Regions from separate parts of the Homo sapiens genome. Here all the other regions are linked to region 2. Evidence: read pairs that join two places in POLR2A ChIA-PET (ENCODE). Cell type or tissue: CD4-positive, alpha-beta T cell. All regions are shown on one strand. Region 1 overlaps MGARP (mitochondria localized glutamic acid rich protein). Region 2 overlaps LOC105379412 (a long non-coding RNA gene). Region 3 overlaps SETD7 (SET domain containing 7, histone lysine methyltransferase).

Region 1 (2,500 bases), 68 kb after region 2:
TGGAAGGGGTGCAGGTGTGGGTAAGGAGAAATGACAAAAGCACTAAAAAATTTTAACAGCCAAATGAAGTGCACATTAGCAAGAGAAAGCCATGTACTATATGTACTCCACTACAGGATTCAGTGAAAATATTATTTTTTAAAAAATGAATTCAGTATGTTTATACCTAAAATGTAATACAATTTGTATTTATATGTTAAATCAAGCATTTATGTTGAAATCCATCATATTTCTATAAATCTATAATACACATGTAGGTATAGAAAGAAATCTCAATTTTTCTCTTATAAAGCAAATATGGGCAGATAAAACGTTTTTAAGCCAAATGTTGCAGAAAGGTTGTATCTGAAATAGAAGTACAATTCTGTATAAACTAATAGAAACAGATAAAGGTACTATATTATTATATTTAAACATTTATTTTGTAGTACTAACATTTGCATATCCTATAATGCCCTGGAATTGAAATTTTTACAATAAACTTAAAGTCGGAAGGAGCTTAAAGTATATACAACTCAAATTCTTTATTTTAAAAATAAAGACATAAACACATTTATGTATTCTTTCAACTAACACAGCTGAGCATCTACTACGTATTTGGAATTGTTAGAAGCATTAAGAATATAACCGTGAACAAGACAGATAAGGTCCCTAGTCTCAAGCCATTCACAGTCTAGAAGGAGGGTATGAACATACAAATAATTGTGATACAGTATGACAAATGTAATAAGTGTTAAGCCAAGCTACAGGCAGAGTAAAACTCAACTAGCTGGCCAAGGTAGTTGTCATAATAGAAGAGACCTGAGTTTTGAAGGAAAATAAGGGAAAGAGGAATGGCACTGGAGGCAGAAGGTGTAACGTATAAAAGCATGAGAGATTCGTGACCCAGAAGGTACAAAGTACAGGATGAATATCCCTTATCTAAAATGCTAGCAGTGGGTGCAGTAGCTTATGCCTGTAATCCCAACATTTTGGGAGGCAGAGGTGGGAGGATCACTTGAGCCCAGGATTTCAAGACCAGCCTGGGCAATGTGGTGAACCCCATCTCTACAAAAAAATTTTATAATATTAGCTGAGAGTGGTGGTATGTGCCTGTAGTCCCAGCTACTTTGGGAGGCTGAGGCAGGAGGATCACTTGAGTCCTGCAGTGAGCTGTGATTGTACCACTGCTCTCCAGCCTGGGCAACAGAGAAAGGTTCTGTTCCAAAAAAATAATTAAAATAAAATAAAATGCTTGGGACCAGAAGTGTTTTGGGTTTTGGATATTCTTTATTTTGGAATATATGCATACACATAATGAGATATCTTGGGGATGGGACTGAAGTCTAAACAAAAAATTCATTTATGTTTCGTATACACCTTACACACATAGCCTGAAGGTAATTTCATACAATATTTTGAATAATTTTGTGCTTGAAACAAAGTTTGTGTTAAGTACTTACATGTGAAATTTTCTACTTGTGGCATCATGTCAGTGCTCAGAAAGTTTCTAATTTTGGAACATTTTGTGTTTTAGATTTTTGGATTAAGCATGTCCAACCTGCAATTTGATGTGGCCTAACATAAAGTATAGGGGTGCAGGGACTAGTGGAAAGCTATGATTTGCACAGGGCGAATCTTAAGGCATGCTTACAAACCTTCATAGTAGCAAAATCACAACGATTTCCTGTTTATGTTCTTAGTTTGGATATAAATGGCCGTTTCTTGGAAAAAAATTTTTTTCCTTCTAATGTGCCCCAAAGGCTATGAGAAGAGGTTATCGCTTTGACTTGTGGTGGGACTTCTGATGGCTTAAAAGTACATCTGTGATCAAATAGGGAATATATAGCCTTCATATTTCTCAAACAGACAAAAATATCAGAAATATTTTTTAAATAGAACTAAAATTACCAGAGATTTAAGTAGACTTAAATACAAATACAATGATGGACAAGTTACTTAAAAAGACAATGAAATGAGAAATTTTTCAATAAGGATTAATTAGACAAATTTTAGCACATTCATACAATGTGAAACAAATAGACATAACTTTTGCAGAACAATATTTACTTACATGAGAAAATATTTACAATGTATTAGGTGAAAAGTCATAGCAAAATACTCTGGGACTATCCAAGATTTGTGGAAATAATGTGCACAAGGAAGGAATGAGGGGAAAAAAAAGGTCTGGAAAACTAAATATACTAAAACGTAATTAGTTGTGTTCACTGAGTGGTAGGATTACAGGTGAATTCCATTTTTTATTTTACCTGTTTTTCCCCAATTATCTATTATAAATCTAAATTATTTATTCATTAAAAAGTTACCCTTTTAAGGCTGGGCTCGGTGGCTCACACCTGTAATCCCAGCACTTTGGGAGGCCGAGGTAGGTGGATCACCTTAGGTTGGGAGTTCAAGACCAGCCTGACCAACATGGAGAAACCCCATCTCTACTAAAAATGCAAAATTAGCTGGGTGTGGTGGCCCGTGCCTGTAATCCCAGCTACTCCGGAGGCTGAGG
Region 2 (2,500 bases):
ACAGAGGAAAACATATTTCCTTCTAACCGGACTATAACTGGGTGGGAAGGGGTAAAAATGCTAGTTCAGAAGCATGTGGGGCAGAGACACTCATAAAATAGAGAACGGAAGTGCTGTCAAGGACACACTGTGAATGGCCACTCAGAGTTCCTTCCTCAGCATGCCTTTGACTTCACTTCTGTCCTCCATGACCCAAACTCAAATGGACAAAGCAGACTCCCAGAACTGACAATCCGCACTGTGAGAAGTGAAGGTAAATTAGTCATCACTTTACAGGTTTCAGTTTGTAAAGTGTCCTTGACACTTGACCAAATTTAACTATGTTGTCAACAGTGGAACCAAGGTGTCTTGGTTATGTCTTATACCCAAAAAGTGGTAATTCCTATAGATAATGTCAACCTAAATATATAAACAGAGAGAGGCTCTCTAAAAGAAAATATTTATTCAGGAATAGGACATTGCAGTGGGAATATGCATGCCATAGTAAACAATATGCATATTCATGGAAAGTAAAGTGTATTAGGGTTCTCCAGACGGGCAGAACCAATAGGATATATGTATGTAAAAACAGGAGTTTATTAGGGAGAATTGGCTCACACAATTAAAAGGCAAAGTCCCACAATAGGCCACAATAGGCCCTCTGTAAGCTGGGGAAAGAGAAAAGCTGGTAATGTGGCTCAGTCCAAGTCTGAAAGCCTCAAAACTAGGGAAGCCAAGAGTGCAGCTCTCAGGCTGAGGCCAAAGGCCCAAGAGCCCCTGAACGCCACTGGTGCAAGTCCCAGAGTCTAAAGGCGAAGATCCTGGAGTCTGATGTCCAAAGGCAGGAGGAAAGGAAGCAAGTATCTGGCATGCGAAAGGAGAATGAGAGAGAGAGAGAGAGAGAGAGAGCTCAGCAAGCTGAACATCCCTTCTCCCGCCTGCTTTGCTCTAGCCGCGCTGGCAGCAGATTGGATGGTGCCCACCCACATTGAGGGTGGGTGGGTGGGTGTGCATCACCCTCTCACAGTCCACTGACTCACATGTCAATCTCCTCTGAAAACACCCTTCAGAAATAATGCTTCACCAGCCATCTAGGCATCTCTCAATCCAGTCAAGTTGACACCTAATATTAACCATCACATAAAGAAAGACAAAGGTTTTTAAAGAAAACATGAGAAGGATTACATAATTGTTTTGAGATAATTATCCTTGGCTACAAAGATCAATAACAAGGGTGACGTCAATCCAAGGTTGGACAGGCAGTTGCTGAGCAGATGTCCTCACAGAACATCTGCATGATGGCCTTTGTGCAAGATTGTGGTTTTTGCAGAGTCTTTTGTAATAGTTTCTGTCATCCAGCATTTATTCATGAGAAAACACTTCCTTCACGGCCTTCCCTAGCGCTATTTGTCAGGGTTTGGTTTTTTGGGTTTTTTTTTTGTTTTTTTTTTTTTTTTTGGTTGTTGTTGTTTTCTTTCTTTCTTTTAACAAAAGTGACTCCATTTTGATTCTGACAGTTTTCACAATAGGATTCTCATGGTTAAGAGATAAGTTTGCTTTCTTTTTTTTTTTTTTTAACAGAGTCTCACTTTGTCACACAGTAGCATGATCAGGGCTCACTGCAGCTTTGCTTCCACCTTCTGGGCTCAAGCAATCCTCCATCCTCAACCTCCCAAGTAGCTGGGACTACAGGGGTGCACCATCATACTTGGTTTTTTTTTTTTTTTTTTTTTTTTTTGGTAGAGACAAGGTCCCACTATGTTGCCCAGGCTTGTCTTGAACTACTGTCCTCAAGCAATCTTCCTGCTTCATCCTCCAAAAGTGTCGGGAGCTCTACCACTGTGAAAGTAGTTAAGTATAGTACATAATGGTTAACATCATTTTAGCAATCTTAAAGTGTATATTTTGGTAAAAGCCACAATTTCATAAGAAAGCAGTCAGGCATAGTGGCTCACACCTGTAAATCCAGCACTTTGGGAGGCTGAGGCAGGAAGATCACTTGAGCCCAGTAGTTCAAGACCAGCCTGGGCAACACAGTGAGACTCTCTCTCTACAAAAAAATTTTTAAAAAATTAGCCAGGCACAGTGGCTCAAGCTTGTGGTCCCAGCTACCTGGGAGGCTGAGGTGGAAGGATTATTTGAGCCCAAGAGATCAAGGTTGCAGTGAGCCATGATCCCATCATTGCCCTCCAGCCTGGGGAACAGAGCAAGACCCAGTCTCAAAAAATAAAATAAAATAAATATAAATGTAAATAATTTAAATGTTTTAAATTGTGGTAAAAAAAAAAGATAATATAAAATTTACCATCCTAACCACTTTAAGTGTTAATCAGTTCAGTAGGGCTAAGTAGGTTCACACTGTTGTACAACAGATATTCAGAACTTATTTAACTTACGAAACTGAAACTCTATACCCATTAAACAGTAACTCCCCATTCCCTCCTCCCCCCAGCCTCTGGCAGCCACCCTCTACTTTCTGCGTCTATGAATTTTACTACTCTATATACCTCATATAAGTGGA
Region 3 (2,500 bases), 310 kb after region 2:
GCTTTGGGAAGAACACGTTCAGGGGTCATGTAAAAACTACTAAAGTGTTTGTAGGGCTACCATGTAAAAGAGAGTCTGACATGGGACACAGGAAAAAAAGGGAGACAATTAGAGCCAAGGGCTGAATATTTCAGGGAAACCCATTTGGGCTTATTATAAAGAACTTTCTAGGCCGGGGGCGGTGGCTCACACCTGTAATCCTAGCACTTTGGGAGGCTGAGGCGGGTGGATCCCCTGAGGTCAGGAGTTCAAGACCAGCCTGGCCAACATGGTGAAACCCCCATCTCTACAAAAATACAACAATTAGCCATGCATAATGGCAGGTGCCTGTAATCCCAGCTATTCGGGAGGCTGAGGTGGGAGAATTGCTTGAACCTGGGAGGCAGAGGTTGCAGTGAGCCGAGATCTCACCATTGCACTCCAGCTTGGGAGACTGAGCGAGACTCTGTCTCAAAAAAAAAAAAAAAAAAAAAACAATGAAAAAGAATTTTCTAGTCATTGGAGCCCAGAAGCTAATTTTGTAATGTCTATTTCATTTGTCTATTTGTCTGGACCTTTGTGGATAATGTAAGCTCCACACCAATGGAGGTTTCCAAGAAGAGGTTCAATGAGCAGATGGAAGAGAAGGCTCAAACTCTAAGAGGATTATTTGATTTTTTAAAAAAAAACAGCTTTGTTAATATATAATTTATATACAGAGTATAAATATATGTACTCCTTTATATATATTTACCTTTTGAAGTAGATAATTCAGTGGCCTTTCAACCACTGAATATCACAAATACATACAAAATTCGGCAACCATCACCATCATCTAATTTTAGAACACCCGCCTTAGAACATTTTAATCAGTCCAAAATGAGACCGCAGTGAGATCCCATACCCATTAGCACACACTCCTTATCACCCCTCCCCAGCCCTAGGGAACCACTAATCTACTTTCTATCTCTGTGGATTTCCTACATTTTGGACATTTCATATAAATGGAATCATACATCTTTCACTTAGCATAGTGTCTACAATTCTCATCCATGTTGTAGAATATGTCAGTACTTCATTCCTTTTTAGTATCAAATAATAGGGACTCTGATTTTATAGGTCTTTTCCAACGCTGAGATGTCATGCCCTAGGCTTAGGACTTTATTTTCCTTCTTTCTTTCACATCATAAAAGGGCTCCCGGCTGGGCGAGGTGGCTCACGCCTGTAATCCCAACACTTTGGGAGGCCGAGGCTGGTGGATCACCTGAGGTCAGAAGTTCGAGATTAGCCTGACTGACATGGTGAAAACCCATCTCTACTAAAAATACAAAATTTAGCTGGGTGCGGTGGCGCATGCCTGTAATCCCAGCTACTTGAGAGGCTGAGGCAGGAGAATCGCTTGAACCTGGGAGGCAGAGGTTGCGGTGAGCTGAGATCTCGCCATTGCACTCCAGCCTGGGCATCAAGAAGGAAAATCCATCTCAAAAAAAAAAAAAAAAAAAAAAAAAAAGGGCTCCTTCATCTTCTCCACTGTGCAGAGTAATTTAAATTTTTACTATTATTTCAAATAACACTATCTTTAATTGTCCAAAACGAGAAAACTGAAGGACAAGAAAAGCGGCTATAAAACAGCAACCCCTCGGTGTGGTATACTATTTCCATACCATTTCTCCTCTTCAAAGCACTTTCCATTTCTTAGATTGCCAAAGCCACAGAGTGAGGCTGTTTAGATTTTGAGTTTCAAGTCATAACCCTGAGGCCGATAGCAGAGGACCCATGGTCATTCAGATGAAGCAGCCTTTATCTGAGGCAGAATAACACTTTTTACTGCCCTCCTCCGTCTCAGGGCCCTGAGGCATAGATCCGCCCCAGCAGCTCTGGGTAATACTTACATATCGTAGATGCAGTTTGGAGTGAAGGAGTGATTTGCCTTGTGTCCCAAGGAGGCACAGTACTTGGATACGTGGTTATAGGGCTCAGGCACATCAATGACCGTTTCTTCATCAAGGGAGAGGGTGTTCCCATTAAGGGCCCAGTCCCTGCTGTCAACCTGCAGAAAACAAGAAAGCGAGCCTTAGAGAGGACCTTTCTCCCCAAAGGTCAAAGGACATCAGAGATATTAACTCATTTATCTTATTATTATTTTTGTTTTTGAGACAGGGTCTCACTCTGTCACCTAGGCTGGAGCGCAAGTAGCGTGATCTTGGCTCACCACAACCTCTGCCTCCCAGGTTCAAGCGACTCTTGTGCCTCAGCCTCCTGAGCAGCTGGAATTACAGGTGTGCACCACCATGCCTGGCTAGTTTTTGTATATTTTGTAGAGACGGGGTTTCACCATGTTGGCCAGGCTGGTCTCGAACTCCTGACCTCAGATGATCTGCCCACCTTGGCCTCCCAAAGTGTTGGGATTACAGGTGTAAGCCACCACACTCAGCCAAAACTTCAAGGTTTGAGCACTACAAAATGAAATAAAACAAAACAAAACAAGGCATGTCTCCACACACTGAGAGTGCAAATGACA

Evidence for each region. ChIA-PET counts read pairs that join two places held together with the same protein. Peaks named below come from ENCODE experiments on the same cell type or tissue, not always from the same donor. Only the 100,000 strongest peaks of a DNase experiment are listed, where the experiment ranks them.
Region 1: POLR2A ChIA-PET joins it to region 2 with 5 read pairs; 5 of 35 experiments call an interaction of 5 or more read pairs at or near these places.
Region 3: POLR2A ChIA-PET joins it to region 2 with 5 read pairs; 3 of 35 experiments call an interaction of 5 or more read pairs at or near these places.

The regions. Positions count from the first base shown.
Region 1 is chr4:139,275,632-139,278,131 of GRCh38, forward strand. All of the region lies in intron 1 of MGARP (mitochondria localized glutamic acid rich protein), which reads right to left. Among named protein-coding and RNA genes, the nearest start is that of MGARP, 3.3 kb to the right of the region's middle. In CD4-positive, alpha-beta T cell, no CTCF peak of the experiment used is centred here; no DNase peak of the experiment used is centred here.
Region 2 is chr4:139,207,267-139,209,766 of GRCh38, forward strand. The region is part of intron 1 of LOC105379412 (a long non-coding RNA gene); the gene reads left to right. Among named protein-coding and RNA genes, the nearest start is that of ELF2, 31 kb to the left of the region's middle. In CD4-positive, alpha-beta T cell, no CTCF peak of the experiment used is centred here; DNase peaks (open chromatin) are centred at 1,265 and 1,605.
Region 3 is chr4:139,516,014-139,518,513 of GRCh38, forward strand. It overlaps SETD7 (SET domain containing 7, histone lysine methyltransferase), which reads right to left. Exons shown (of 8, transcript NM_030648.4): 7 at 1,872-2,029. Among named protein-coding and RNA genes, the nearest start is that of SETD7, 39 kb to the right of the region's middle. In CD4-positive, alpha-beta T cell, no CTCF peak of the experiment used is centred here; no DNase peak of the experiment used is centred here.